4 separate regions of the Homo sapiens genome follow, and regions 2, 3 and 4 are each linked to region 1. A link is a loop called in an ENCODE intact Hi-C map of the cell type or tissue named here. Cell type or tissue: A673. All regions are shown on one strand. Each heading gives the region's core, and the rest is flanking DNA. Links, peaks and the distances in the headings are about the cores only.

Evidence for each region. Hi-C counts contacts between places; a loop is a spot of excess contacts. Peaks named below come from ENCODE experiments on the same cell type or tissue, not always from the same donor. Only the 100,000 strongest peaks of a DNase experiment are listed, where the experiment ranks them.
Region 2: a loop joins it to region 1, with 11 times the contacts of the local background. A loop is called at or near these places in 96 of 110 quality-filtered maps.
Region 3: it touches region 1 in a loop (6-fold over the local background); 13 of 110 quality-filtered maps call a loop at or near these places.
Region 4: it touches region 1 in a loop (5-fold over the local background); 47 of 110 quality-filtered maps call a loop at or near these places.

Annotation. Positions count from the first base shown.
Region 1 is chr4:166,087,874-166,095,759 of GRCh38, forward strand. It overlaps TLL1 (tolloid like 1), which reads left to right. Exons shown (of 21, transcript NM_012464.5): 19 at 3,255-3,468. Among named protein-coding and RNA genes, the nearest start is that of TLL1, 220 kb to the left of the region's middle. In A673, for the core only: CTCF peaks have their summits at 3,359 and 4,227 (motif pointing left); a DNase peak (open chromatin) is centred at 4,208; H3K27ac peaks cover 262 bases; H3K27me3 peaks cover 480 bases.
Region 2 is chr4:165,533,130-165,541,015 of GRCh38, forward strand. No RefSeq gene overlaps it. Among named protein-coding and RNA genes, the nearest start is that of LINC01179, 150 kb to the right of the region's middle. In A673, for the core only: a CTCF peak has its summit at 4,075 (motif pointing right); a DNase peak (open chromatin) is centred at 4,082.
Region 3 is chr4:165,126,735-165,134,620 of GRCh38, forward strand. No RefSeq gene overlaps it. Among named protein-coding and RNA genes, the nearest start is that of TMEM192, 18 kb to the left of the region's middle. In A673, for the core only: CTCF peaks have their summits at 4,682 and 4,881; a DNase peak (open chromatin) is centred at 4,707.
Region 4 is chr4:165,488,599-165,496,484 of GRCh38, forward strand. CPE (carboxypeptidase E) reads left to right here. Exons shown (of 9, transcript NM_001873.4): 7 at 4,573-4,672; 8 at 6,961-7,079. Among named protein-coding and RNA genes, the nearest start is that of MIR578, 110 kb to the left of the region's middle. RefSeq lists a silencer at 4,804-4,973. In A673, for the core only: a CTCF peak has its summit at 4,882 (motif pointing right); a DNase peak (open chromatin) is centred at 4,933.

The DNA of each region.
Region 1 (7,886 bases), core at 1,747-6,746:
ACTCCTTAATCTCTTAGCTTGCTTGTCTTGTGGGAAATGCATTAGGATTTCTGACTAGGGCCCATGGTTATTCACTTTATTTTTGGCCTTTCTAAAACCCAGATTAGTAACCCTGAAATTATAGAAATATAATCATGGAATGAGTATGCTTTAAAGTTTTTTAATACCCAAATACTTATAAAGTCTTAAACACTTAAGAAAAATATTTAAGTCTACCAAAGGAAGATAGTGCTTGAGTGGAAATCCAAGTTCCTTACAGCTTTATACATTCAGCCTTGCTGGCTATCCTGTCTCCATTGTGAACTTCCAAGACTTTTCGGGAAACTAAGTGTCTTCTGGGGACATTTCTGCGGCATTGGTTCCTGGTGGTTGGAAATGTGCACATTCTTTATTATTTAGATATTGAGATTCATGGTTCAGCTTGTGTTGTAGAATAAAGTGATAAATGGCATATCACACCTTGTCATCATGAACTCTGAAAAATATTTTAGAAGTTTTTCCTTTCCGAAGAGTTCCTATAATACATTTCTATGGCCTGGAAATATTTTCTGTTGATGTAAAGTCACTGTGTATGGAAGGTTCTCTGTGTGGGTATCTTTACTATACAAGGGACAGACTTCCGAGATCTCAGCCTGTGAATTAGTCACACCTTTGCTTGTGTGTGGTGGAGCTTTTAGTTCAGGCTGATTTCTGGAAAAGGACCACCCAGCCTTGGCATTTGACCTAACAAGTTGCTACCTATTCCAAAAAGAAAATTCATTAATACCTTAATGAATGAGAGTTGTCTGCATTACTAGAGTATATGTCAGCTATGGAACCTTTGACTAATATGACTCTTACAGACTCAGTCTGATTCCACCAGTAATTTGATAAAGAGCTGTAGCCAGTTGGCACCAGACCAGCTGTCAGTATGGCCCCCAGCACACCAGCTCAATGCTACTTTGTGTGGTGTTGCTCCGTTCTGTTAAGCAGATGTTATGATTTAGGCCAGACGTCCTGCGTTTCATTAGGAAGAAAAATAGTCACCTATTTATCTCATTCATTCAGTCTTCAATGGACCAATCAACGGACTGAACATGTGTGGTCTGTAAACTCTGATTCCAGCTTTAGCCATTACTTATAGCAAATACTTTAGAATGCCACTACCTCCAACTTTCTTAAAATACTCTCTTCTATGCAGCAGGTTTCCCTGGTTCTTTGCTCTTTATATTTACAGATTAGTGACTTTAAATCACAATCAAAAGAGATACTTGCTCAACATGCAGTGGTTTTCAGATATTCTTTTCCTGAACCAATGTTTTTCCTCTTGAAATAACATTATATTTATAATTCAGAAGCTTAGTTTCATATTTAGTAAAGAACTCTAGGTGCGGTTAAGCCAATTTTCTCATAGTGGTTTCCTATCAATTACAAACTGATGTTAGGAGTGTATATATGTACACAATGGTAATAGAAGCAGACTGCTATTTCATGAGAGGCAGAAAATGAGATTTAGTAGGCCCTGTCTGTAGAATTTTCATACTTGAGGTTGGCCATAAACGTCAGCTAGGTTTTTGGGTAAATACATTGACAGGTTTATGCAAACATCCATATACTTATTCAGAATCTTCTGCATCCTACGCAATGTGTGTACTCCACTGGGTTACAGAGATTAACAAGTGACACATTCCTTCAGTTATCACCTGCTTTGCATGTTGTGCTTCAGGATAAATAGACTCTACTGATGTCTCCTTGTTCACTGTATTTCCCTACGCTGTCTTCTCTTTCCAGTGAGATTCTTTGTGGTATGTTCAGTCTTTTTGTACTAGCCAGTATCTTTGATCAAATGAAGTAAGCCTTCCTTTTCATCCATAATGATTATAACAAACAATTACTCTAATGCTTATTGGTTATAATTTTTTTTATTTCTACTTTTTAAGTAGAGTGCAGTGGAAAGAGACAAAAGAGAGATCAGCTTTTTTTCCCCCTTTTCTTTCTTCCGTTAAGTAACTCCATTCCTTTCTTCTACTCCCTAGTTAATATGAATTGTTTATTTCATTTCTTTCCTCACTCCTCCGAAGTCAGAAGTGATAGTGGGTGATGTAGTGTGGTATGGAATAGACAGTGGATTCACACTGAGACAGAGCAATTTTTAGTCTCTTTTGTTTTGTATGTCTTCAATTAGACTGAACATTATGATCACTTCAGTAAAACTGTATCAAAGAAAATAAGTATATTAAAATTTATGTGCCAATATTTTGTTGGAGGGATTATAGCAAATTAACAAAGTTTGAAATATATTTCATACTTTTTCATGTTTATTTGCTTTATAATATTTTAGTTTTCTTCTATAGACTTAAGTAGGAATGGCGGCTTTATTTCTTCAATGTATGATGGTTTTTCTGGGGAAAGGAAAGAGCCTTTGGCAATGGCAAATAACCTGTAATTTATGTAATTATTAATAGCTTGGACAATATTATTTTCAGTCCATCTCAATTAAACTTTGCTTTGTGATCTGTAGTGTGTTATACATTTAATTATTTTTTATTTTAAATGTGCTAAGTCACACAGATGAAAATTACAACACAGGTAAATTAGAATAGTTTTTAAATGTCATAAATAAGAGCAAAGCATTCAAACTCTCCAAGATGTCCAATATTAAAATAAGTGTACCATCTACATGAAAAGTAAATTAAAAATATTCTAGCATTAAGTATTATCAGTGTTTGCTAATGATATGGTTTGTAAGAGCTAAATAAACAAATATATAGTGAAAATTATTCTCCTTTCATTTATGCTATGAAGATTTGTTGCATTTAAGTTTTGTAAAAATATAATAATACTTTATTGAGTTTAGTTTAAGTGCCTAAGGGTAGGATAATGTTCAACGGGTTCTATGATTATCAAACCCAGAAGGACCCAATCTTTTAATATGATTGTTTGAAATTTTCTGATGAATCCTTTGGATTAAATTCAGAATAAAATACCATTTTTTATATTCTGTTTAAATTCTGAGATTGAATTGCAATAGTAGAATTGGTTTTAATAGCCAAATAGTGGAATTTCATATGAAGTTATTACATTGTTTTCCTCATTGTGTCTTTTTAGAGATTACATATTTTATTGATTTCACCTTTCTTAATTATGCTGTAAATGTGTTAAATTATTAGTATGCCCTGAACATATTTTATTGATATGTATTTCTGTCCCAAAAATTATCTCATTTTGAGTGATTTGTTTTTTTTTAAAAAAATTATTTCTTCTTTTTAAAAAAGGCCTTTAGTGAATTTGAGATTGAGCAGCATCAAGAATGTGCTTATGACCACTTAGAAGTATTTGATGGAGAAACAGAAAAGTCACCGATTCTTGGACGACTGTGTGGCAACAAGATACCAGATCCCCTTGTGGCTACTGGAAATAAAATGTTTGTTCGGTTTGTTTCTGATGCATCTGTTCAAAGAAAAGGCTTTCAAGCTACACATTCTACAGGTCAGCAAATTCAAGTCATGCTTCTCTTTTTTGACTGAGATCCAGGTTTTTCTTCTGGTGAATTTGGTTCAATAATAGGATTGTAAATAAATCTCCAAGCATAGCAGATAAAATTTCACTGAAGCACTTTGTGAAATATTTGCAGAACCATACAGCATCCTACCTAAAGATCTTTGCAGTTGTTGAGTTTTAGGAAAACCCTAGTTTCTGTCTGATTTGTGATCAGTGCAGTTTGTTTAAGTAGAACAGTGCAGTTTGTTTAAGTAGAACTGTACCTAAATATTTATACAATGTATTTCATATTAACATTAGCAGTTTGATTTACATGTTATATTTAACAGATAGAAATCTATGGCTTGTTATTAAAAATGTGTGTTTTATCTAATAACCTATCTGATTAGCTAGATTTTACATTAATATATTTTTATAAATAAGTTTAAGACTGATCTATTTGACAGAGCCTCTATTTTTCCTTTGTTTATTTGGTATGCAACATGATCTTTTGCCTAATCCTACTCTCTAATTTACTCTTACAGATTTCGACTAACTGCTCTGGAAATCTTAAAGAAATAGAATTTAATTTAGAAAAATATGAAAAATTTTAGACAAAAATATAGAGTAACATTACTTATAGTTTGGAGACAGTTTAGTTATATGTTCCATAAAATATCTAGAGAATGTGCCCTTTTCATTCAGTTAAGACAGTATATCAGTTAAATGTATATTAGCTAGTCATTTAGCTTATACTGACACCTAGTGGCATTGCTGATGCATAAACGATTGATACACGGGAGAAATTTGCCTTGGTGGAAAACACAGTATAAAAACAATACAAATTCATCCATGAAATAATTTTAGTGAAATTTTGTCATGAATTTCTGCAGATTGTTTTTATTCTTTCACTTGATTTTGTAATTCATAATTTTAACTATTCCATTATCCAACATTATTTTTCATTCTAGTATATTTTATTATGAGCATTAGATTTATATTGAAGTCTGTGATAAAGATATTGTCAGGATACTAATCTGATTAATAATAGTAATCATTGGTCTTCTATCAATAATGCAAATTAATTGCTTCTTATGATTAATATAAATATAAATATTATGGCATGAGGAAAATCTTACATGGACCAGAGAAATGTCAGGCTAATGAGAGATTTTCCACACATTTGACATTTACTCTTTGAATATTTTTCTTATAACTTGTCACCTAATGAAGGGGTGGAAAAATAAAATCCTATTACTTAATCAATATTTCACTGATAGCGCAGAGTTCATCAGATTTTAGAAAATATCGTCATCATAGGTTCCAAGAAGGTAGTGTGAAAATATACTGTCAAAACTGTTTAAATAGCTGATGATATAGTATTTTAAGATTATGTATTTTTTCTTAGTTTTATAAAAACTTACTTTTATACTGTCTCTTTTTACCCCTTGTAAGTGGGATAACTGAGGTTCCATTATGTCCCAGTGTGTTGGTACATCTGGGTTCCTGCTACAAGTGAACCCTTAACTAGCAGGAAACTTTTGAAAAGATCATTTCTTCAGATCTCAGTTTTCTCATCTGTAAAATAATACTCCCAAGGTTACTTACAGCAGTAAAACTCCATAACTCCCTAATTTGCATGACTTCTGCCCGTGCACGCCATTTGCGGTGTTTGCATTATGATTAACATTCCATTGAGATGATCTAATTTTATCTTAATAGAGGTCATGTGAAGGGGTGGCCTGCCTCTCCACACCTGTGGGTATTTCTCATCAGGTGGGACGAGAGACTGAGAAAAGAAATAAGACACGGAGACAAAGTATAGAGAAATAATAGTGGGCCCAGGAGACCGGCACTTAGCACACCAAGGACCTGCACTGGCACTGGTCTCTGAGTTCTCTCAGTTTTTATTGATTATTATTTTCACTATCTCAGCAAGAGGAATGCGCTAGGAGAGCAGGGTGATAATAGGGAGAAGGTCAGCAAGAAAACTTGTGAGCAAAGGAATCTGTGTCACAATTAAGTTCAAGGGGAGGTACTATGCCTGGATGTGCACATAGGCCAGATTTATGTTTCTCTCCGCCCAAACATCTCAGTGGAGTAAAGAATAACAAAGCAGCATTGCTGCCAACATGTCTCGCCTCCTGCCATAGGGCGGTTTTTCTCTTATTTCAGAATTGAACAAATGTACAATCGGGTTTTATATCAAGACATTCAGTTCCCAGGGGCAGGCAGGAGACAGTGGCTTTCCTCTATCTGAACTGCAAGAGGCTTTCCTCTTTTACTAATCCACCTCAGCACAGACCCTTTACAGGTGTCGGGCTGGGGGACGGTCAGGCCTTTCTCATCCCACGATGCCATATTTCAGACTATCACATGGGGAGAAACCTTGGACAATACCCGGCTTTCCAAGGCAGAGGTCCCTGCGGCTTTCCGCAGTGCATTGTGCCCCTGGTTTATCGAGACTAGAGAATGGCGATGACTTTTACCAAGCATACTGCTTGTAAACATTTTGTTAACAAGGCACGTCCTGCACAGCCCTAGATCCCTTAAACCTTGATTCCATACAACATATGTTTTTGTGAGCTCAAAGATGGGGCAAAGTGGCTGGGGCAAAGTGGCTGGGGCAAAGTTACAAATTAACAGCATCTCAGCAAAGCAATTGTTCAAGGTACAGGTCAAAATGGAATTTCTTATGTCTTCCCTTTCTACATAGACACAGTAATAGTCTGATCTCTCTTTCTTTTCCCTACAGTCATGTATTGTGATCCAATGGTAGAGAATGCACTGGGCATTTTAGGCATACACACATAGTTTACATAGATATTTGAATCCTCAAAAGAACTGTATGACATAGATATTATCCTCATTTTGCAGACAAAGACAGTGAAAATCTGGGTGATTAATTTGCAGTTTCTAAAATAGTGTCAAAGCCTGGATTTTATTCTAATTCTGATTGTCTCCAAAGATAGTGTACTTGCTACTATAGTAATACTTTCTCATGTAAAACTTTTGGATTAGGAAGAAAATGAATATAAAACTGTCATTCTTATTAGGTGAAGATTGAATTCTTCTTTATAGAAATATTAAGTAAATCTTTTCAAAATATATAAGTGACTAGGCTCATTTTATTTCCCTGTTTCATTCACAGCCATTCAGATACCCACGTGAGGAACCCCAATCACAATTTGTTAGGCAAAACGGGCCATGGATATTCTTTAAGCCTGCCCTGTCATTTCAGAAATGAGAAATTTGAGGCTAAAACATTTAATGGTAACTGAAATAGCACAAGAAGTTAATAACAGTTGAAATTAGAGTCCTGGCTTCGCAATTCCTGTTCCTTTATTATTCTGAGAATTTTTTATGTTACTTGTTTGTTTTTTCAGCTAGGTTGGAATTTTTCTGGTAGACTTCTTTTTTCTGTTACTTTCTAGTAGTCATACATGCTGAAATACTCTTACTTATGTCTGCTTTTATTTCTCCTCAAAATCTCTTTAACAGGTTCATTTATTCTACTCTTTCATCAAATATTTATTTTGCATCTGCTTTGGACAATGTAAATGTGTGGGAATTTTTAAGACAATAGAAGGGAATCCTGCCTATTGACAGCTTACAGTCTGATAAGTTAAACTTATGATTTTCAATTTATCTTTCAATTTCTGCTGACAAGACAGCCAAGTCCAGTACCGTATCTGTCAGCATTTGCTACGTGTATAAAGCATTTATTCATTATTTACTGTCTTCTAGAATATGGACGGCTATTTTTGATGGATCCTTAAGTATACAGTTTAATTTGCTTAGGTAAATTTATATTTCTGTATACAATTTTAATTTTATGCACAAGAAAAATTTCAAACACTATGAATTTTTGAACTAGGTGATTAGAAATGTTGTAATGTGTAATGATGGCTGCTTTTCTTTACAAGTCAAAAAAAAGTCCACGGAAAATGGACTTAATTGGAAAGAGTTCTTTTTTCCTCTGATAGTTTGCTCAAATTCTAATTCCAAATTTATTTTAATAGGTAACAAACAGTATTACTCCAGTCTTAAATAAGTTAATTAAAGGAAACAAATCTTTAGTAAAGAAAAAAATCCTGTGTCTTTTCTAAGAGGATATGGCTACAAAACAGAAAAACAGGAGAAACATGGAGAGAAAATAATTTTTAAAATCAAAGCATTTTCTCTTGGGACTTCTTTTCTGTAACATAAAACATCATGCTCTTTGTCAATGACATTCAAAAATAATATATTATTAAACTCTTTGGAAAGGAAATTATTTGATCTAAATCAATTAAATTGGAATGTTCACTAAAAGCATTTATAGGTCAAATTACAAGGTATCTCCTGGAGTTTAATACTTTACCAGGAAATAAACAAACCTGTCTTTCCAAATTAAAATGAAGTTCACCCTAGGCTTCTCTTCCCTT
Region 2 (7,886 bases), core at 1,167-6,166, 560 kb before region 1:
AGAAGCCTTAAAGGAAGTAATTATGCGCAGGCTGCAGGACAGTCACTGCATTCTTCAAAGTGGAGACAGAGCTATTATGTTCTCCACTGTCGGAGGTGAAGTGATTATGTTTCTATGGGTAGGGAAGCTAGTCATCTGCTTGCTTCTCATCTATCCTAGCTTTTTATACCCATGGGAACTTTAACATTGCTGTGAAGATATGGTTAGAAAAAAGCTCTATACTATATTGTGCTCAGTGCAATAATGGGATTAATCCTTGTTTGTATTTGGACCTGAAGAAACAAAGTGAAATGCTTAATCTTTGAATGTATCTTTGCTTTTTACAATCCTCTTTTGTTTCTGTGGAAACAGTTGTAGAGCAGTGTTTTGGGAGATGCATATTGAAAACAGACATTTAACACTTTAAGACAATGTTTCCCAAACTTACTTGATCTTGTACCTATTTTTTTGCTTAACTGATTAACATCCACAGCACCATTTGAGGAGTGCTGATCTGGAGTAATAAACTGACTTTTCCGTTTGGGATCGGGACACTTCCTTTTGTTTGTCTCTATCTGTGTGTATCCAGGTGCACATACTGAGTAGTGATGATTCGGTGTGTGCTTCGTTGCTTTAGTGGATGTGTGCATGTGGGTCCAAGCATCAATCTTTTACCACTAGAGGCCATATACTTAGGTGTGCAAACATGTCAAGACAGATGTGCTCATTCACACTGCTGATTGTGTGTATGCACAGGTGCATGTGGCGTGTACATGTGGCCATCTTTGCAACTATCACAGCATGTTTACCAAAGATTCCAGAACCAATATGTGATAGGAGCTAAATATGCACTTTGATAAATGAACTTGAAGACTCCATTTTCCTACGAAATGGAAAACTTCTTTTCGAGAAACAGTTCAATTCAAGGTTCTTGGAAATAGCTAATAAGTTATTGGTAACTTTAGGGTTACAAAATTTATCTCTGAAGATTTACCAGTTCCTAAAGTTATTTCTTTTAAGGGGTATTTATGCTGTTTTCCACACTAAGTATGGTTCATTTTTGCGTATTATGTATTTAATTCAGCAACAGATATTATTGGATACTATAGTAGTTATCTACTGTGGGATAATAAATTATACCTGAGCTTAGTGGCTTAAAACAACACACGTTTACTATCTCATAGTTTTTATGGGTCAGGAATTTGGCCATAGCTTACCTGAGTCTTCTGCTTCAGGAATTCTTACAAGGCTGCAGTCAAGGCGTCAGCAGGTCTGTGGTCTTATCTGAATACACAGTTGGAAGGATCTGCTTCTGAGCTTGAGCAGGTAATTCTTAGCAGGATTTAGTTTCTCAGCTCAGGAGGTGGGTTGAGAGTCTCAGTTCCTCACAGGCTATTGGTGAGACCCCATCACTCTTTCTGCATTCTGTTCATGAGAAGCAAGTTACTAGGTCCAATCCTAACACACACACACACACACACACACACACACACACACGGGATTACATAAGGCATGATGACCAGGAGGTGGGAGTCATTGGAGGTCATTTTGGAATCTACCTAATACTACAGATACTATATGCTGGCTTCTGTAAACGCCTCATATAACATAGTGTTCATCAAGAAAATGCACCTTTAAAAAACGTCATTTCTGGCCTGGTGTGGTGGCTCATGCCTGTAATCCCACCACTTTGGGAGGCTAAGGTGGATGGATCATGAGGTCAGAAGATCAAGACCATCCTGGCCAACATGGTGAAATCCCGTCTCTACTACAAATATAAAAATTAGCTAGGTGTGGTGGCGCGTGCCTGTAATCCCAGCTACTCCGGAGTCTGAAGCAGAAGAATTGCTTGAACCAGGGAGGCAGAGGTTGCAGTGAGCTAAGATGGTGCCACTGGACTCCAGCCTGGCGACAGAGCAAGACTCGGTCTCAAAAAAAAAAAAAAAAAATCAATTCTTAAAAAACATCTCCTATTTCTTCCATTTAACCACTACCACTCAGGCCTGGCCCTTTTGCCTTTTGTATCTGAACTTTGTCAGTGGCCCCCTAATTAGACTCCCTGACTTCAGCCTTGTCTTTCTTATTGCTGCCAAAGTAATTTTCCTAAGACCTGCCCTTTTCAACCTTAAGTGGCTGCTTCTTTCTGAGTACGCACTGTTTTTCAACTTAAAAAATCATGTACTCTTTGACAAATATAAAAATTGCATCTTTTCCTTTACTATAAATTGAAATTTCAAAATAAATATCATGAGAAAAAGAAATAAAAACAACGATATTTTGCTCCAATTAAGCTGTTAAATTGAATTTCACTCACTTTGAGCATGAAGTCCCTGCTGTTTAGCCTGGTTTGCAAAGTCCACCACAATCTCCATCAGTCCTTCCTTCTTAATACAAGCCTTCCATTCTAGTACACTGGTTTTTCATTATTTTGTGGATATATTTTTGGTATTTTGTGCTTTTGAACTTCTACTCCTTTATTGTAAAATATTTAAAGTTATACATAGAAATGGAAAAAAAAAACTCTCATGTTACTTCCATCTGATTAGGATGTCTTTTCGGAGGAGGTAATCTATGGTTAAAGGACACAAAACGGATGGAGAAAAGATGCTCTGAAATGCACACAAAGGCTGTAGGTATTTAGAAATCTCCTTATTGCTTTATGCATAGAACAGGGTGAAACACAAAGGGAACCATTTTAAAACAATCTTTTCCTCAAACACTGTAAAAAAAAAGACATATTAGTATGTAATGACACATGTAATGATAATCTCCTTAACAAACATTTAAGATCAACTTTATTTTACAATTTTGCAACAAAGACAAAGTAAAATAAAATTAGTTAATTACTTGTTACTTACTAAAGAATTACCTAAGTAGAGAAGGTTCAGTCTCTGATTTTGGAATTTCTATGCCTACCTTGCCTACTGTTCCTTCTTAGAAATCTATACTGTGAACATGCGCTACTCATAATTCTAGTTATCCTACTCATGAGAAGCACTCATTTTATGCCCTTGAATAAAAGAAGAAGAGAAGTTATTGCTTCTTTGATGGGAACAGATTTCTAGATGATAAGGCCTGCACTGCCATTCTCTCTTTGCTCTCGTAAATGTGCATCCATTCTGAAGAGGTTTCCTGTGGAAGTTAGAGAACTTCTTGTATTTCAGAACTGTCCATTTCAGATGTTAGCCAGACAAGGTGATCTTACAAGTGCACACCACCAATTCCTCCGTGTTTATATAAGAGGCAAGTAAGGGAATGTATTCCAATTTCTGTATCATATGGTGTTTTTCTTTCTATGTTATCCTTAGAAATAAATGTGGAAATTATTGAGGAAAAGATAAAACCAACCAACCAGACAAGTTACTTTTTTAAAATCACAAATGAAGTGTGATGAGAAATGAAGGCAAATAAGCTAGACAAACGTTTGGCAGAAAGGGTATAGTTCATTTCAGATTTTACTGGCTTGTTGAGTGTGCTAGAGTGTACTGTAATCCTGAAGACATTTTTTTTTCATTTTCCACAAAAGGTAAATAGCCTTTTCCAGGGACTTGAGGGTCAGTTGAGTGTAATCATATATATTTATTAGAACATAAATAATTTTATAAAATGCAGCCATTTTATGATTATAGTCAATGTCAGGAAATAAGCAGAAGTATTTTTCTTCACATACATCTAGATGGAAAGAAGTTGCTCTATGCCTCCCTTTTACTACAGTGTTCTCACAGCTCCTCTGGATTGAAGTAAATGGGAAAGTTTTTGAGGTCCATCTGACATGAGAAATCCCCTGATTACTATGAAGTCAGAAGTAGTGGAGAGATTAACGGTTTATAACTCCCAATAAAGCATTTCCTTCATAAGTCTGATTAAAGTGATTTATCAACAAAAACTTACTTATAAAAGTTGCGTGTTTGATAGACAAACATAAAAATTCAGTTTTTCATGCTGGGACATGTCAAGAACAAACATTCGTCTATTAGGGTGCCCCTCTCAACTGATGGAAAGGGACCTTGACAGGCTAGATAAGCTACTTGGGGATTTTGCCTTGGACAGCCTGTGTTCGTCTTTCAGCTGTGTAGGTAAGTCATACATTTTGTGGTCACTAGATGGCAGTATAACACCAATGAAAAATCTAGGAAAACCAATTTTTCCCAACTTCAAAGCAAGTTTAATGTATTTTTATGCTAAGGCAGTTTTAAAAAGACTCTCCAGAGTATGCTAGGAGTAAAAATATATAAACCTATTTTTTAAAAGTATCAAACCAAATTATTCTTAAGAGTGAAAAATTGTCTGACTTCCCTTTTAGCCTTCAGACAATTCAGATTTGTAACTTTGTTTATGTATCTGGAATATTCTGAAATAATCTTGTAACATTCTTTTTTCTTATTCCTTGAGGAAGTTTTGATACCTCCCAGATGCAAACAAGTGAGTGAAGAAAGATGATACTATTGTAGTCACACGAAAGAAAAAAGATAAGAAAAAACACACCTCAAAACCCACACAAATCGCGCCTACGCATAAACAACCCTTCTCAATTGTACTCAGGCATAACCATCTATATATTTGCCTTAAGTACTTTGTCACCTATGTGGTTCTTATTTAGGTTTTCTGTCTATTTCTAATGTATCTAGCAACCCTTTATTGCTTCATCAGGGCACTTTTTCCAGAAGATGATCTCTTTGTAATGCTGTCACAAATATGGAGCCTGCACTAGAATCCAATGCTAACTGCTTCTTGGTGCAGTTTATTCATTCAACACATATTGGTAAGCATCTTCTAAGTAATGGCACTGACATGGTTAGGCTTTGTGTCTCCACCCAAATCTCATCTTGAATTGTGATCCCCAGGTATTGTGGGAGAGATCTGGTGGGAGGTGATTGAATTATGGGGGCAGTTTCCCCCACGCTGTTCTTGTGAGAGTGAGTGAGTTCTCACAAGATCTGATGGTTTTATAAAGGGCTCTTCCCTCTTCTCTTGCTACGCACAGTCTTTCCAGCCTGCTGCCATGTAAGACGTACCCCTTCCCCTTATGCCATGATTGTAAGTTTCCTGAGGCCTCCCAAGCCATGTGGAACTGTAAGTCAATGAAACCTATTTTCTTTATAAATTACCCAGCTTTGGGTATGTCTTTATAGCGGTGTGAAAACAGACTAATACAGGCACTATGCAAGTTGCTAGGGGATTAGTGGTATGAAGACTCAGTCTCAGTTCTTTGTTACTTATAATCTAGCAGAAGAGAGACATTAAGTAATCTCATAATTAACAAAATTGACCAATTACAATGACGAGAAAGGCTACAAAGAGATATGTTAAGTGATTTTATAATGGGTGGTCTGATTTGATTCACTCAACAAATACTTATTAACTGTCTACTCTGTGCTTGGTACTATTCTAGGTGCTGGGGATTCATCAGTGAGCTAAGCAGATAATGATCCCTGTCCATGTGGAAATATATTTGAGCTGGGGAACACAGAAAACCCGCAAAATAAGTGCTATGGAAAAAATATGAAGACGGGATGTGAGAGAAGTGGCACTGAGGAGGAACCTGTGACTTTGACTAGTGTAGTCACAGAGGGTCTCACTGAGAGGATGTCATATGGCTTAAAGCTTTAAATAAAGGAGGGAAAGAGCCATGTGGACATCGGAGGAAGAGCTACTCTGGTTAGAGAATAGCAAATGCAAAGACCCTAGAGCAGGAACATATCTGGTGAGTTCAAGGAACCTCAAGGAGGTTAACATAACTGGAAGGGAATGAATACAGGTCTAGGGGACTTGGCCAAAGTCCCTTAGAGCCTAGAATTTTAGTCAAAGTCACAGGCTCCTCTCAATGCCACTTCTCTCATGTCCCTTCTTCATATTTTTCCGTAGCACTTATTTTGTGGGTTGTCTGTGTCCCCCAAGGTAATGGGAGGCAGATCATGTAGGACCTTACGGCCATTGAAACGTCTGCTTGGACTAAGCCAGAGTCATGGAAGGTTTAGAGCAGAGATGTGACACCGTTTTATTTATGGCAGAATCACTCTGACTCTTGTGATTTAAAATATTTTAGGGGTCAAAGAGGGAAACCAGGAGACCAAGATTCCCGGAGAAAGAGATTAGTAGCTTGGACCTTGTGGCAGCTATCGAGGCATTGAGAAGTGGTAGAATTCAGGATGTCTTTTGAAGCCATCCTGAAGGATCTCCTGATGGGTTGGATGGGGCTTAGGAGACAGAGAGAGGAGGCATAAGTGACTGCCAGACATTTGTCCTGACCAACGGAACGGTGAAACAACCATTAATTGAAATGGAGAAGACTGAGGGTAGAGCAGGTTTTTGGGACAAAAATCAGGAGTTCAGTGTTGGGCATGATAAGTTTAAATTATGTGTTATCAGGCCGGGCGCACAGGCTCATACCTGTAATCCCAGCACTTTGGGAGGCTGAGGCGGGTGGATCACAAGGTCAGGAGTTTGAGACCAAACTGACCAAGATGGTGAAACCCCGTCTCTACTAAAAAAAAAAAAAAAAAAAAAGAAAAAAAAGAAAAAAAAAAATAGCCGAGTGCGGTGGCAGGCGCCTGTAGTCCCAGCTACTAGGGAGGCTGAGGCAGGAGAATTGCTTGAACCTGGGCGGCAGAGGTTGCAGTGAGCCGAGATCGTGCCACTGCACTCCAGCCTGGGTGATAGAGTGAGACTCTGTCAAAAAAAAAAAAAAATTATGTGTTATCTGTCCAAACAGAACGATCTCATTTCAAGTGCAGGAGAGACGTCTGGGTTGAAAGTATCCATTTGGGAATTGGCATCATTTAGATGGTATTGAAAACTACAAAGCTGGACAAGTGAGTGACTTTGGGGTATGTGAGGGGGAGCAGGAAGTCTTCTCAGAAGTGACCTCCCAGCAGGATCTGAAGGATGAGTAAGTTCACTGGGTGGAGAGTGAAAGAAGATCTCTCTCCTCTCAATGGCACCAGGAAGAGATGCTCCATTTTCCACTGACGCAGTGAAGCATAGAGGAGCAGTCTAACCACAGAGACTCTTTATTAGGTACTGGGAAAGTTTCCTGGAGTAACAAAGTAGCTTTCCTAGAATAAGAAAGTTTGAAAGTTCTACAAACTTTCAAATACAGTATCAATGTAGGTGGCAGCCTGGAGTATGTCCCGATAGTTCCTAAGGAATTTCATATACATATGAGGTGTCATTTTTATCTTTGAAAATGACTTTGTGATACCTGTATGTTGAAGCAGTAGAGGCCTTAGGGCAGTTGTCACCAAGTGGTGACAGCATATACCTGTCTTGTGCCCCTCAGCAGAAGCAGAAGCATTTTGGGAACTTGGTGTGTGCTCCTCACGGTAGCTGACCAGGGACGCAATCGAGTCTGAGAGCTGTCAGGCAGGGCGTTGAGCCCCGTGGCTGCCACTTATCACCTATGTAACTTTGGGCAGGTTGTTTAAACTTTCTGTGTGTCCATTTCTTTCTTAGCAAAATAAGCATAAAACTAGTTTTGCCACGAGGAACAAACAAGGATATGATTTTACTAAAATTGCTTATAACATAGGAAGGCTTCAGTCAAGAGCAGGCATGACTCTTTTTATTGCTGTGAATCACCATGGACTTTGTTTTTAAGATTGAGAATACGAAAGAAGTCAGATGTATTTCTGGTTGAGAAAAAAAGACCAGATTAGACAATAAAATACCGATTTTCCATTTATCATCATTTCATCTAGACTCTCAAACAGCAAAACTGAAAAATAATAACAGATATTTATGGACCTCTTAGTACTAGCAAAGCAGTGTACATGTATTCTCTTACTGTATCTTTACCACTCTGTATGGCCAGTAGAATTTCCCCTGTTTCACAGATCAGGAATCTGAGCCTTGGAGTCTTCACTGAGGGTACAAAGCTAGTCAGTGGCAGATCCAGGATTTGAAAGAAG
Region 3 (7,886 bases), core at 1,897-6,896, 960 kb before region 1:
CTCCTTATTTATGTATTTATTTAGAGACAAAGTTTCGCTCTTTTTGCCCAGGCTGGAGCGCAATGGTGCGATCTCAGCTCACCGCAACCTCCGCCTCCCTGGTTCAAGAGATTCTCCTGCCTCAGTCTCCCGAGTAGCTGGGATTACAGGCATGCGCCACTACCCCTGGCTAATTTTATATTTTTAGTAAAGACGGAATTTCCTCATGTTCGTCAGGCTGGTATCAAACTCCCCACCTCAGTTGAACCGCCCACCTCGGCCTCCCAAATTGCTGGGATTACAGGTGTGAGCCACCATGCCTGGCCTCCTGCTTATTTTGTTAAGAACATGTTTGTGCATACATACACTTGTACAAAGGAAATATCTTCATTTTATCTCCTTTCTTTTTCCTTTATCATGTTACATAAGATTTATTGACTTCATATCAGCATTTAAGTGTTGTTAACTTTATATAATAGCATTTAGGTTAAGCATTAGCGTGCTTCCAGTTGTACAAAGGATAGCTGTATTACGTTAGGCATAATTACAACCTTATTATTGTCTGTATTTGGAGACTAAGTATGATTTCAGGAGATGTGTATGGGTTCAAGTTGACAAGGGGTGGACTTGTAATGGTTAATATTAGGTGTCAACTGGATTGGATTGAAGGATGCCTAGATAGCTGGTAAAGTATTGTTTCTGGGTGTGTCTGTGAGGCTGTTGCCAGAGGAGCTTAACTTTTGAGTCAGTGGACTGGGAGGGGAAGACTAACCCTCAGTGTGGGTGGGCTCCATCCAATCCACTGCTGGCACGACTAGAACAAAGCAGGTGGAACAAGATGGGATAAGCTGGCTTGCTGAGTCTTCTGGTTTTCATCTTTCTCCTGTGCTGGTTGCTACCTGCCCTTGGACATCAGACTCCAGTTTTTTAGCTTTTGGACTCCTGGATTTACATCAGTGGTTTGCCAAGGACTCTCAGGCCTTTGGCCACAGACTGAAGGCTGCACTGTTGGCTTCTCTACTTTTGAGGCTTTCAGACCCAGACTGAGCCACTGCTGGCTGCTTTCTCCCCCAGCTTGCAGGTGGCCTAATGTGGGACTTTGCCTTGTGATCAAGTGAGTCAATTCTTCCTAATGAACTCTCTTTCATATATATATGTAGCCTATTAGTTCTGTTCCTCTGGAGAAACTGACTAGTGAAGTAACAATCATAAATTCTTTGAAAGCATTTTTTCAGTCAGGCATGGTGGCTCACACCTGTAATCCCAGCACTTTGGGAGGCTGAGGCGGGCGGATCACCTGAGGTCGGGAGTTTGAGAACAGCCCGACCAACATGGTGAAACCCCATCTCTACTAAAAATATAAAATTAGCCAGATGTGGTGGTGGGCGCCTGTAATTCCAGCTACTCAGGAGGCCGAGGCAGGAAAACTGCTTGAACCCGGGAGGCAGAGGATGCAGTGAGCTGAGATCATGCCATTGTACTCCAGCCTGGGCAACACAAGTGAAACTCCGTATCAAAATAAGAAAGTATTTTTTCTCATACGTTACACATTTTTAACTGATGTTTATCTTTTAATGAGAAATCAACAGTGTTTAAGCTAGAGATTCAGAGTTTACATGGTCTAAAAGAAGACCTTTAAAACTTTAAGAGTTTTTCTCATCTATTTAAACCCTAGTTTGCAACATTTTTTCTGTCTGGCCCCTAATAATAATTATTTCCTGCAATCACCAAGACTTTCATCATTCTGCCTCATCCCCCTCAACCAAACTGTAGATACTCTAAGGTGTAACCCATCACGCACAACCCAGCATTGAACACACAACGAATGGTGTTGAATTGGACTCAAAGAAAAACAAGGGAAAAGGTGTAAAAATAAGATACTAATGGAAGATAGGAAGTGAAATCAAACAAAGCAAGAAGGATAGTTTAGAAAGAGAGATATGGCCAGATGCAGTGACTCACACTTGCAATCACAATGCTTTGGGAGGCCAAGGCAAGAGGACTGCTTGAGGCCAGGAGTTTGAGACCAGCCTTGTCAACATAGTGAGACTCTGTCTCTACAAAACATTTTTTAAAGTTAGTTGGATGTGGTGGCTGTTACTGTAGTCCTAGCTACTCGGGAGGCTGAGGTGGGAGGATCTCTTGAGCCTAGGAGTCTGAAGTTTGCAGTGATTTATGATTGTGTCACCACACTACAGCCTAGGCGACAGAGCAAGACCCTGTCTCTAATAATACATAAATACATAAATAGGAGAGAGAGAGAAAGAAAGAGACAGATGGAAAGAAGAGGTGTGGAGGAACAGTGAGGAGAAGGCTGAGGGGCAGTGAAGGGCCAGCACTCATGGTCTTCATGAGTTAGATCAATATGTCCACAGGAGGATCTGTGTGAAACACCAACAGGGCTGGTAGGAAAATGAACAGCGCAGCATGCCCAAGGCAAGGCAGGGGAGGACAAGCCACATCCTCAAACATCCATGCTGACAGTGAGTGGCACGCTGATTCCAGGAGGTGAGCATGTGGCCACGTGGGTGATGGGCTCCTGTCATGTTACTAGAGCACCAATAGCAGTGGATTCATATTTGAGCAGGTTTGCTCTGGTTCTTGTCAGAGCCTTGCCACTTTACTCCCATAACACCCCTGGGTCTGTGGATGATTTCCCATCCATGGCACAAGCATTCAATCCCAACAGCAATCTCCGAATTTCATAAATCATCTAGAGGGAAGAGAGAAAAACAGCTTCTCAGGCCACTACTTGATGGTATACCTCGAGCCTGAGATGATAAGCAAAACAGAAAGTTTTCACCCCAAATTTTAGGGTCCGAATAAAGAAGTCCTTTTTAAGCCAGATGCAGTGGATCACACCTGTAATCCCAGTGCTTTGAGAGGCCAAGCACTTTGAGAGTCTGAAGCGGGACAATCACTTGAGGCCAGGAGTTTGAGACCAGAGTAGGCAACATAGTGAGATCTCATCTCTTAAAAAGAACAACAAAAAATGTAAATCCTTTTCAGAATGTCTACAGAACATACTTTCTTTGATCCCAAATTATATGATATAGATATCTCTGCTTTCCATCTCTAAATGCTTGGACATCACTTATTATTTTAGGGGGTCCTTTTATTCTGAGCACATTTGCCCATAATGGCCTCTCTTTCTCCCAGAGACGATGTGGTATCAGGGAAACAGCATGGAGTCAGAAAACTTAGCTTGAGTCCCAGCTCCTATAACTTACTCCTCTGAGCCTCACTTTCCTTATCTGTACAATGGACAAAATGAGACTTATCTCAAAAGGTGATGGTAAGGATTAAATCCCTTACTCTAGGAACTCATGAAATTTTACCTTCCTTCCTGTCTCCAACCCTCCCACTTCTGCATATTGTAAACCACAGAAGAGAAGAGGTCGGGCAAACACAGTTCTCTCTGTGGGTATCCACCACAGCACTGCATGTAATTAAATACTTGATAAGTGCTTTTTGATTAAGTTCAGCAGCATCATAGCAGGCAAAAAGCACCTTGCTCAATCGCTCTGATTAGATGTTTTTCCTTGGCAGAGGCTCAGATGGCACCAATGCTAAATTCAGAGTGTTGTTTTGGCAAATCATATAACGATGCTTCAATTCATTTTTCCCCAAGATAATCCTCTCTCTTTTAGTTTTTTGTTTTTCTAATTTTGGGAGGATAATTCTCACACCTGTCTTACAGCTCTGCTTCTGTGCCTCTGGACAGTCAGATGTCTTGAATTTGAGGGCCTTTGGTCAATAACATAGTTATGGAACATAGAAACAGGGAAGTGTTGAAGCTGGGGTTAGTCAGAGAGCCTGAAGAAGTAGTGTGTCACTCATTACTGTCACCTGCCACCTCACAGGACAGGAAGAGAGGGGCAGCTATGAAGGTGAGGCTTTCAGAAGGAACCAAGATGGTAGCTGTGATCTTCTCGCCCTTCTCCCTTCCCTAATTTCCACAGGAAACAGTTTACACCAGGTATTTGTAGATTCTGTAGGATTTTCTGAGAACTTGGGCCTTTCCTGGTGGCTTAACTTTTTTTATTTATTAATTTTTTTTATTTCTGAGAGAGAGACAGAGAGTGTCTCACTCTGTTGCCCAGACTTCAGTGATCTTGGCTCACTGCAATCTTGACTTCTTGGGCTCAAGTCATCTTTCTACCTCAGTCTCCTGAGTAGCTGGGACTACAGGCATGCACCACCATGCATGGCTGATTTTTAAATTTTTTATAGGGAGTCTCACTGTGTTGCCCAGTGTGGTCTTGAACTCCTGGGTTCAAGCGATCTTCCCACCTCAGCCTCCCGAGTAGTTGGGAATACAGGCGTGTGCTACCATGTCTGGCTAATGCTTATCTTTTGTTACCTGAGCAGGCCCTGGACGACCTATACCCTTTTCCCCAAGTAGATTATCAAAATGTTTATTTCAAGCAAGCTCAGAGATGTCCCTAGGAGAAAGTATTCTGTGGCATGAAACTTTCTCCATCTCTTTGCCCCTTCCTTCTCCTCTGCTCCACACCACATCCCCTGCACCACTCTAGCAGCTGCTTCCTAGAGTAAGCAATGAGGTTTGGGCAGGATGCAATGCCCGTCCCTATGCTTTTGGGGGCTGCAAACTATCTAGAAGCCTTAGGAGCTGACTTACCTCATGCTAGCTGAACAGCTTGATTGTGAGGTCCCCCAAACCATGTTTGCATTCAGAGGTGCAGTTCTCAGACTTCCCACTGGGTAGCGCTGTTTCTCTTTTTTTGCTTTAGCTATTTGTCAGAGGGAGACAGCAGACTGTCACCTTTTCTCATCAAATAGGACAAATATTTAGTGTTTCTGGCTAAACACTTGGAGATAGATGTTCATGTTTCCTTTTAGTGACATATTGGAAAAGGCTTTATAGCGGATACGAAAGAAGCGAAGTGAGGTATTATTTGAATAGCACTTAGTATGTTTCAGGTATTGTGCTAGGAGGTTGATATATCTAAACATCCAAAGACTGAATTTAAAATATGAGACCTCGACTAATATACCTCAACTATCATCATCATCGTCGTCGTCCTCCTCCTCCTTCTCCTCCCTAATGCCAGATCTTTGAGTGCAACATGAAGCTTTTGCTGTATACCTGTATACAGTCCTCTTTAGGCAGGGAATAGGAGAATGAAGCCACATTGCATAACCAAAATTCTTTAACTGTGAATTTGAAAAGAGACATTCTAGGTGCCTTTATTTTCTCTTTCTCAAGAAGGAGAGCAGGGAAAGGATATTAATATTTATTAAATACCTACATGCCCACCATATATCAGATATTATGCTGCTGCTTTATAAAGGTTATCTCATTAAGCAATGGCTCACGCCTGTAATCCCAACACTTTGGGAGGCCAAGGCAGGTGGATCACTTGAGGTCAGGAGTTCGAGATCAGCCCGGCCAAATGGCGAAATCCCGTCTCTGCCAAAAAATACAAAAATTAGCCGGGCATGGTGGTGGGCGCCTGTAATCCCAGCTACTCGGTAGGCTGACGCAGGAGAATTGCCTGAACCTGGGAGGTGGAGGTTGCAGTGAGCTGAGATTGTGCCATTGCACTCCAGCCTGGGCAACAGAGTGAGACTTTGTTTCAAAAACAACAACAACAACAAGAAAGCAGGTGTTTCTGGTGGGAAATAGTTTTTCTGTTTTCTGAAATTATTTTAAAATTACAAGATTGGGAAACTCAAATAAGATTGCTGTGTTGTCAAAAAAATTGATGTTATATGTTCACGCTTTTTAAAACCATTTCCTTTAATATTGCCTTTATAGAAATGTTAGATCACTGGAAATTTTAAACTAAATGGGAGGCAACAATAAAACTGTTTCATTGCAGAGTTTGAGTCAGTTCATCTAATTTTTCAGCAGATATCATATTCAGTGAGTCTGCAGATTTTAGGGAGTTTCGTTTTTTGCTCCAAGGAAAGAGATTAAATGACCTTTACATGCTTACATAACAGCATAATAGAGATAGGAGAATAATTTCTCTTTTTTTTTTTGAAATGAAAGTTATTGCTTTATTTGTTTTTGTAGTACTATAACATTTTAAGCTTCGCCAATATGGAAAATAAATAATTTTCTGAGCTACCTTTCACTGCTACATCTGAGAATTCTGTGCTCAATTCCTACCTACACTGTGAAGGAATCATTTCATTTGGTTCTCTGCTTTAGGTTTTCTTCAGCCTATCAACAGAAGGTTAAGGAGGGAGTGAAACTTGTTTCCTCAAGAGAGTCTGTCTGATTATCGGAATATTTCCTTCTCCTCCACTATTTTCATGCTAAATTTGGGCACCTGACAAACTTGAGGGTATCTAACGCCTGGTTACAGATATCCCTAGCAATTCAGATGACCTTTTCAAGTACCTACTCCTATTAACTCAATAACAGTGATGAAATCAACCAGAAACAAAGTCCCTTAGAATATAGGTATTGTAAATATTCTAATTTTGCTTCAGCTATTTATGAAACAACTTTTAAGATTTCCTGCCATCTGTTTCTAAAAGGGGAAGGAAAGGGAAATGATTTGCAAGCATTTGAAACATGGTGTCTATATTTAGATTTTGGTTTAATCTCACATTTCTGCAGTATCTTTAGTTGGGGAAGGAAGGCTTAGTTAGTTAGTGTTGCTCCAATTCGTTAGGACATTTCCTCATGGTATTGGAGGAACATGGGATGATTCAGTTTCATGAATCAAGGATTTTTGAGTTCCTCTTGTTTGCGAGGCATCATGCTAGACATCTTCTAGTGTATTGGTATGTTCATTTGCTAGGGTTGCCATTAGAAACTACCAAAGACTGGGTGGCTTACACAACAGAAATGGATTTTTCTACAGTTCTAAAAGTTGGAAGTTTGAGATCAAGGGGATGGCAGAGTTGATTTCTTCTTATTCTTTTCTTGGTTTACAGATGGCGTCTTCTGTCTTCACATGATCTGTGTTTGCAAATGTCTGGGCACAAACACTCTCTTCTTATAAGGATGCCAGTTATATTGGGTTAGGACACACCCTAAAGACCTCATTTTAGCTTTTTTTTTTTTTTTTTTTTGAAACAGAGTCTCACTCTTACTTCATCACACAGGCTGGAGTGCAGTGGCACGATCTTGGCTCACTGCAGCCTTCACTTCCCAGGTTCAAGTGATTTCCATACCTCAGCCACCCAAGTAACTGGGATTACAGGTGCGCACCACCACACTCGGTTAACTTTGTTTAGTATTTTTAGTAGAGATGGGGTTTCACCATGTTGTCCAGTCTGGTCTGAAACTTCTGACCTCAAGGGATCCACCCACCCCGGCCTCCCAAAGTGCTGGTATTGCAGGCGTGAGACACCACACCCAGACTATTTCAGTTTATTCTTTATGAAGTAGATGCTATTACTATTCTTATTTTACAGATAAGAAACTGAGGCTCAGAGAAGTTACATAGGTCTCACATATAAGTGTGTGACAGAACAGTCAGTTAGTCTAACTTCAACAAATACATGTTTGATTTCCATGCCAGGGTGAGTGAGATTGTGTATAACTAGGAAGGCAACAAGACAAAAGGAGTGAAGGAGGAAGGTTTGAAAGGAAGGTTGAGGAGAGATAAGAAATGAATTTTGAGAGGTAAGTGTGTAGTCAGGAAGGGCCTTGTCAAGTTGTAACCTGAGATTTTATCCTATAAGTGATGGGTAGTCACTGAAGTGAATTTATTTATTTATTTATTTTTAATTTCTATTTTTTTTCAGTTGGAGTCTGGCTCTCTGTCACCCAGGCTGGAGTGCAATGATGTGATCTCAGCTCACTGCAACCTCCACCCCCTAGGTTCAAGTGCTTCTCCTGCCTCAGCCTCCCAAGTAACTGGGATTACAGGCATGCACCACCATGTCCAGCTAATTTTTGTATTTTTAGTAGAGACGGGGTT
Region 4 (7,886 bases), core at 2,882-7,881, 600 kb before region 1:
GTGATGTTAGTTTCATGTGCCAACAAATAGTCCAGACCAATCTGTTAAACTAATTTGACATAAAAAAGCTGTTAAATAAACATTTAAGTATTTATATGTGTATATGTACATATAAACATATACATATAAAATCAACACTTTTTTTAAAGTAAAACCAGGAGTTGAATCCAGTTTCTTTCTCCACCATTGCAAGGCTCTGTTGCAGTGGTCCCTATAGCTTGCTATGGCCTCCTTTGAATAAAGGCTGCTCTAAAAAAAAAAAGAAGAAGAAGAAGCAAAATCAGCATAGGAATTCTTTTACACATGTCAAATATCCATATACTGTAATACCTTACCAGGGACTGTCGTGGAATAGATCCACTGATGTCAGATGGTGATTAAAGAGCACTCATTCCACTGGATTCTTTTTAAATCAATGGATTCCTGCTGCATGTTAGCTTAAAAAGGTATTTTCCAACAACAAAAACTAAGGATAAGCAGTCCACGATGACTCTAGAACAACTTTGGTGGGAACCCCTACAGAATGTCTCCTTTGAGGAGAGCCGTATTTGGATGGATCTTCTGAGAGCAAAGTTAACTGAAAAGTATGTTTTTGGATAGAGGAAGTAAGATGGGACTGATTGGGGTGTTCTCCACTTACATATCAAATACAGTGCTTTTTATTTTAATAAATATTTAATAATCTTTAAATGTTTAATAATATTTGTCTTAATACTCCTTAATACAGTGCTTTTAATTTTATGTATATAGTTTTTCAACTAAAATGTATTGACTAGTTTCACATCCCAGGCATTCTGTGAGGCACTGGGGATAGTGACCGTCCTCAGGAAGGCTTCACACGAGTGCTGTCAGAAACAAGAATACCTAATCACAAGAGAGGAGGAGAGCTGGCTGAAAAACAATAAAAGCTTAGCTACAAGGAGCAATAACAGTACACAGAAGGGGACCTAACCGAGTCACGGGAGTTTGGAAAAGGCTTCTTGGAGCCGGGCTATAAGATTTACTAAAGTTGATGCCAATAAGATCATCACTGTGATCAACAATTTAAAAACATGCTTAGCTGCTGTTTAAATCATCTCTTAGTTCTTGAGAAAAAAAATAATACAAAACAAATAAAACACGTCTTCTTACCATCAGGAAAAAGGAGATTTGTCATACTTATGGTAGCAGGTGGGCATGCATCCAATTCATCTGACAGTAATATCAATTTATATATAAATAAGCTAAAAAGAAGAAGGTTAAAGTTATACAATCCTATTTTATGCCACGCAAAATAAGAATTTGCTCTGTCCACAGATCCATGTGATCTACCTTGATATGGCATTGTCATTAGGATGCAAACTGTGTCTAAGCAGTGAGTGGTATTTATAACCAGCTCATCTAGCTTGCATCATAGAACACTCCAGTTTAGGAAAACAAAGGCTGATGAAAAATCAGTGAGGGCTGCCAGAAGTTCTGTGTTGTAATTGTTGTCTTGACAATGGTGGTGATTAGTAATTGAACACCTGGGCCTAAAATCTAAGCTTGGACTAGTTTACAACTCATGGAAAATAGGTGATTAGGAGATCTATTTCTGTAATTGTTTGAGAGGAAATCCCTTGCAGAGTTTTAAAGAGATGTTTGCAGGGACTAGAATTGTAAAGCTAATTAGAGTAGAGAGTCTGCTAAGGAGAAGAGCCTCCCTTCCACTCAGTAGCTTTGAAAGAGTCTAGTTCTCAAAATTCTCAAAAAATTTCTTAAAGAATGGTTCATGGGCCAGGCGTGGTGGCTCACGCCTGTAATCCCAGCACTTTGGGAGGCCGAGGCAGGCAGATCATGAGGTCAGGAGATCAAGACCATCCTGGCTAACACGGTGAAACCCTGTCTCTACTAAAAATACAAAAAATTAGCCGGGCGTGGTGGCATGTGCCTGTAGTCCCAGCTACTCCGGAGGCTGAGGCAGGAGAATGGCATGAACCCGGGAGGCGGAGCTTGCAGTGAGCCGAGATCACACTACACTCCAGCCTGGGCGACAGAGCGAGACTCCGTCTCAAAAAAAAAAAAAAAAAAAAAAAAAGAATGGTTCATGGGCACCTGCATTAGAATCACCTAGAGTTCTTATTAAAAATGAGTTTCCTCTCCTACCATTGAATCACACTCTCTGCAGGGCAGGACCGAAGTATCTTCATTTGCAGCAAGCTATCTGCGTGACACTAAGTACATGAGGGTTTAGGGGCTATAAACAGTCCTAGCAAAAATGGAGAATCTTCTGGAGGCTTTTTCAGCCTTCGCTGAAACTGAGATGTCCTGGAATCTGGGGAGCAATCATTGCAGGCACCGCAAGTGTAGTAAAACAGCTTCTCCAGGCATGAGTGAAATTTGGACTTTCGTGATTTCTTTTGCAAAAGCCATACAATCTGAATTTTCCAGTCTGAATTCATGGGGGAGTTGACACAGCCCATACACTTCTACTGAGATTTATTACTACACTGGAATTTTTCAAACAGAAAAGTTGACATATCACAGACAGACATTTACTTCTTTAACTATTTGTTAAACTGCATATTGCACATATTGCAATATAAGTCTTGGATTGCAGAAGCAGAAAAAAGTAAAGCCATGAATATTAACCTAATATATTTCTGCCTAATACAGGCAAATAATATGTTCTTGTAGTGATTGATTTACTTACTTTACAATGATGTGGGAATTAGAACCTTTCTTTAAGGCTTATGCTATTGATAATTTCAGGATTATAGTGCCTCAAGAGGAATAAAGTACTTGGGTAAAGCCTCTTTTATCAGCTAGCATCTTTCTAAGTTTTATTGAATGGGGCCTCATTTTAAGAAATTTAGAGTTTGGGTCTCTATATATAGCCCTTTTCTTCTTCTCTACACTTTTTCTGATTTTTCATCTTTTAATTCAGAAAGTTAAGTTTTCATGTTTCATGTTTTCCAATGGCTGAATTTCAAACTCTTTTCAATTTTGGTTGGCTTATTAGTTATGGAGAAAAGTTAGAATTGAATAAATCTTAAATTTTTAAAAATATATTTACTCTACTATACTGGTTGCCAATAAAATGATCATTATTACTGTTTCCTATTTGCAACATTAAAAAATTACATGTTATTTTTATAGGGTGTGAGAGTTTTCTTTTTTTTTAAGAAAAATGGCACACACAAAAAATATTGCTGGTAACAAGGCACATCTTTTTGATAAAACAGTGTACCACTGCCGAATTTATTCTTTGATGACAAAGGATTACAGGAGACTTATCTGTCTTCTGTAGGGAAATAGTCAAGTATCATAAGTAGCGAAAGACAATTTATTTTCTATAGCCCGATTGAGTGAGGCACAACCTGAGCATTTGGGAGGTTGGTGCATATTTTGTTGAGTAATCAAGTTTAATGCATTACGATTTGATATTCTAGATGCAGTACTTTCTTAAAGACCTGAAGCGACTCTGTCACTTCAAACACATATTGACTTAGATGAATTGTCTTTCCAAAATAAAGAGAAAAGCAGTTTTTGTAGTTTGCAGTGTATTAAATAATAGCCAGTTGATGACTACAACTTAATTTAGGGGGATTATTTTCAATGGCAGCTCTCCCATCTTCTTTCTAAATCAACATTCTATTTTCTGTTATGAGGCTCACTACTCTATTTTCAGCCAAAATAATGTTAATAGATTTAATGCAAAAGCAGTCACAGTATATATCTTTTTATCCAGAATGAGCTAATATTAACAGGCTTTTATTATGATATCCTTGTTAATTGACAGTAGCCATATAATGAATACACAGGTGACCAAAATTGAAAGAGAGTAAGTTATGAAATGCACTAAGACTAGAACTTTACACATATTGGAGCAGGACGAGCTGCAGACAAAACCCCTCAGACACCGAGTTAAAGAAGGAAGGGCTTTATTATTCAGCCGGGAGCATCGTCAAGACTCATGTTGCAAAAACCCAGCTCCCTGAGTGAGCAATTCCTGTCCTTCTTAAGGGCTTACAACTCTAAGGGGGACCGCATGAGAGGGTCGTGATCAATTGAGCAAGCAGGGGGTACGTGACTGGGGGCTGCATGCACCAGTAATTAGAACGGAACAGAACAGGACAGGGATTTTCACAGTGCTTTTCCATACACTGTCTGTAATCTATAGATAACATAACCGATTAGGTCAGGAGTCCATCTTTAACTACCAGGCCCAGGGTGTGGCCCCGGGCTGCCTGCTTGTGGATTTCATTTCTGCCTTTTAGTTTTTCCTTCTTTGGAGGCAGAAATTGGGCATAAGACAATATGAGGAGTGGTCTCCTCCCTTAATATGACACTTTTTAAAATGATTTGGAAGGTACTAAAATCTTTTTTTTGGGAAGCAAACAAGACATTAATTTTCACTTATCTATTTAGGGAAAAGCAGAATAAAATGCACAAAAAATTCAGTGGCCTTTTGTGCATGTCTTGATTCTTAAACAATGGGGGTCTACGGTATTTGCTGGAAAATAAAGAGATGCTTGATATGAAACATATTTAAGGCCATTTCTATAAATTTATAGGTCATATTAATTTTTTGGTTATTTTTGACCTTCACAGATACACCGAGGAGTTAAAGGATTTGTCCGAGACCTTCAAGGTAACCCAATTGCGAATGCCACCATCTCCGTGGAAGGAATAGACCACGATGTTACATCCGGTGGGTCTTTGCCACAATTGGAGGCTCTACGTTATGTACAAGAGCATAATTACTAATTATCATAATTATAAGTCTTATGTTCTTCTAAGCAAAACAAATAGCTCGTATCTCTACAGCGTTTCTCAGCTTTGATCTGGTGAAGTTTCCTTTGTGGGCTCAGGTCAGGCGGAGTGAGTGGAGCCCAGGGCGGCTGCTGCGTTAGAAATCCGGGTGCAGCAGATGGCGCCCTTTCCTCAGCTATCTCGCCCCAGAGCTGGGAGGTGGTGCCACAGGCTGCCGATTCTTCGCGGTTCTTCAGGCAAAGGAAAAGGAGCTGCTGGAGTTAAAATACCAGTGACTTTCTAGTCTCTGTTAAGAAGTGCTAACGAGCTGCGAATGGGGAGACCGAAGGAGGGAGCGGAAAGAGGAGGAAGGAAGAAAACTGCTGCGGGTTGTGTGTCTAAAAATTCTCACACAGTTTTTCATTTAATCCGTATAATAAATCCGCAGGGATTCAAGGTTAAACAAGAGTTTATAGGATTGAGGTGCGATGTTAGTGACTTCCAGGTTTTGAGCTCCATTTCCATTTCCCCAGTTTGAGGAAAATGATGCATTTTTCTGGCAAGTCTACCTACTCGCATTAATAAACATTGATCCAGGTCATTTTAGTTTGTCATTTGTTGGGATCTTTTCAATAATGACAACTTTTTCTTTTTAGCTGTAAACTCTTTACAATTTTTTTTAGACTTTGTGACAATTAACCTTTAACTTATGTCCCAAACCACTCTGTACCATCAACTCTTTCTTAACCTTCACATTTATAGCTTGGATTAAAAAAAAATCTTTAACATTTGTCCTCTAAAACTCCATTCATTCTTCATGTATCAACAGCCCACTAGGTGCCAGCCAGTATGCCAGAATCTGTGCCAAGATGTCAGCCCATGTAGCCCCTTAGCCCTTAGCTGAGAGGGTGAAACCCAGCGTTAGTATCCCTGCCACAAGAAACCTGTTAGCCCTAATATGTCATACAAATATTTTATTTTCTCTACATTCCATGATGTGAAATGTTTAGGAAAATCTAACCTAGGGAATAAACACGTGGGAAGAAATTAAATCAGAGGAGGGGCTCTAGAATACTCCAGCTTTTCAGGGACAAGGTGATAATAAGAAGGAACCAGCAATAGAACTGACGGTAGAAAATGAAGTGTGTTGTACTGAAGGTAGAAAATGAAGTGTGTTGTCCTGGAGGCTTTGAAGTGCTTCAAGAAGAAGGGAGTGAAAAAGCGTTAATTAAGATGAACCTTGTGAATGAATCCTTGGATTTAGCAGTTCAGAGGATCTTGAAAAAATCTGTTCAATGGAGTGAATGGTGGGATCCTGATTGGACTGGGTCCAAGACAGAATAAGAAAAGAACCATTCTGAGATTGAGAACATGAACAAACCTTTCCAGAAATTTTGCTATAAAGCAAAAAGACAATTGAGGCACTAGCTGCAAGGAGATGTAGATTTAGAGGTAGATTTGATGATACGGTGATGGGGGCTTAATTTTTTTGACTGTACCTATTTTTGCAATGAAATAAGATGTAAAGTAACAACTGGGAGGTTGAACAGGATGTGTAGGGGTGTTAGGAAAAAGGAGAAGGTGTGAAGTGTCTACGAAAACCTTGCTCTTCAAAGTGTGGCCTCTGCTCGCAACCTTAGCATTGCCCTGGGGCTGGTCAGGAATGCAGAACCTGGGAGCTGGAATCAGATTTTTCATTTTACCAAGTTCCCAGGTTTGCACCCAAGTTTGAAAATCACTGACTTAGGTAAATGGGAGATTGAATGGACTAGGGTGCCCAGTGTATTCTAAGTCTTTAGAAATCTAAATTTCTAACTAGGACCTCAGAGATCCTACAAGGGCTACCTTTGGCCCACACTCTGTGAAGATTCTCTGACCAGCAGGTCTTCACCTGGCAAGAATCAAAACATGATGGCTGTATGTTCTGACCCTGCTGCTTGGGGAATTCATCTGTCTTTTTACCTGTGTTGCTCCTGATGTGATTAGAAGATCTATGATCGTACGAGGTTTATTAGACAATTTAACATTGATATCTATAAAGTAGCTATAAGAAATGAAGCCTGTAAAGAGAGTTTCACACCCTATTCAATAAAATTTCATTAAATTCCCTATATATTTACTTTAAAAATCGAGAATCAAAAAAGGTGAACTGAGCTAGACTGGGTATTCCTTAGATGGCATAATTATGCATTGTGTAATTCTGCATATTTCATGTGCTTTGTGATTTGATATTCTGCCTTCCTACAGCAAAGGATGGTGATTACTGGAGATTGCTTATACCTGGAAACTATAAACTTACAGCCTCAGCTCCAGGCTATCTGGCAATAACAAAGAAAGTGGCAGTTCCTTACAGCCCTGCTGCTGGGGTAAGTAATCATAATAATAGCCAAACGCTATAATAATAATTAAGCATTTATCATTGTCAGGCATACTGAAGTGATTTATATTTAATCTTCGTACTAGCCCTATGAGGTAGGCAACATTGTTATCTCAACTTAACAGATGAGAAAACTGAGGCTTAGCAAAGTTAATATGAAGCTCTATTACCATTTCTCAGTTTTTGAAGAGATTTACAAGAAAATGAAATAAAACTTTAAAAAATTAAATTTTTATTTGCTAACCTTGATTTCCATCTCAATGGGATTATGTTTCATTTGCCTTTTTATCTTTAGCACCTAGCGCAGTGCCTTTCTCAATAAGTATTTGAAAAAAAAATGATGCATATAAGAAAATTTTAGGTGGTAACCAAACACTTATTTAGCATATTTTATGTGCAAGGCTCTCTGTGCTAAGTAGTATCAAAAACCATATCTTATTTAAGTAGATCTCATTTGTTTGTTAGGAAGGTGATGGTGATAAGACCAAAACTTCTCTTAGAGCAGAATTTTACTACTACCTTTGTATTATATGCCTGGGACCGTGGGAATACCTGTAGGATTTCTTGAAAGTCTAAAAAGCTTACTTGAAAAGAATTTATTATTATTTTTGTTTATGTACCCAAAACTTGGAGTATAAATGCTTGATTTATGCAAACAAAATATCTTGAGTTTTTAACTGGTATATGGTTTTGATTGTGTGCATGTATGTCTACATTGGGCTGTATATGTATTAAAATCAAGAGGTATATTTGGGTAACTGAAACCTGGAAAAAATGGCCCTGGGAACAAGTTGTA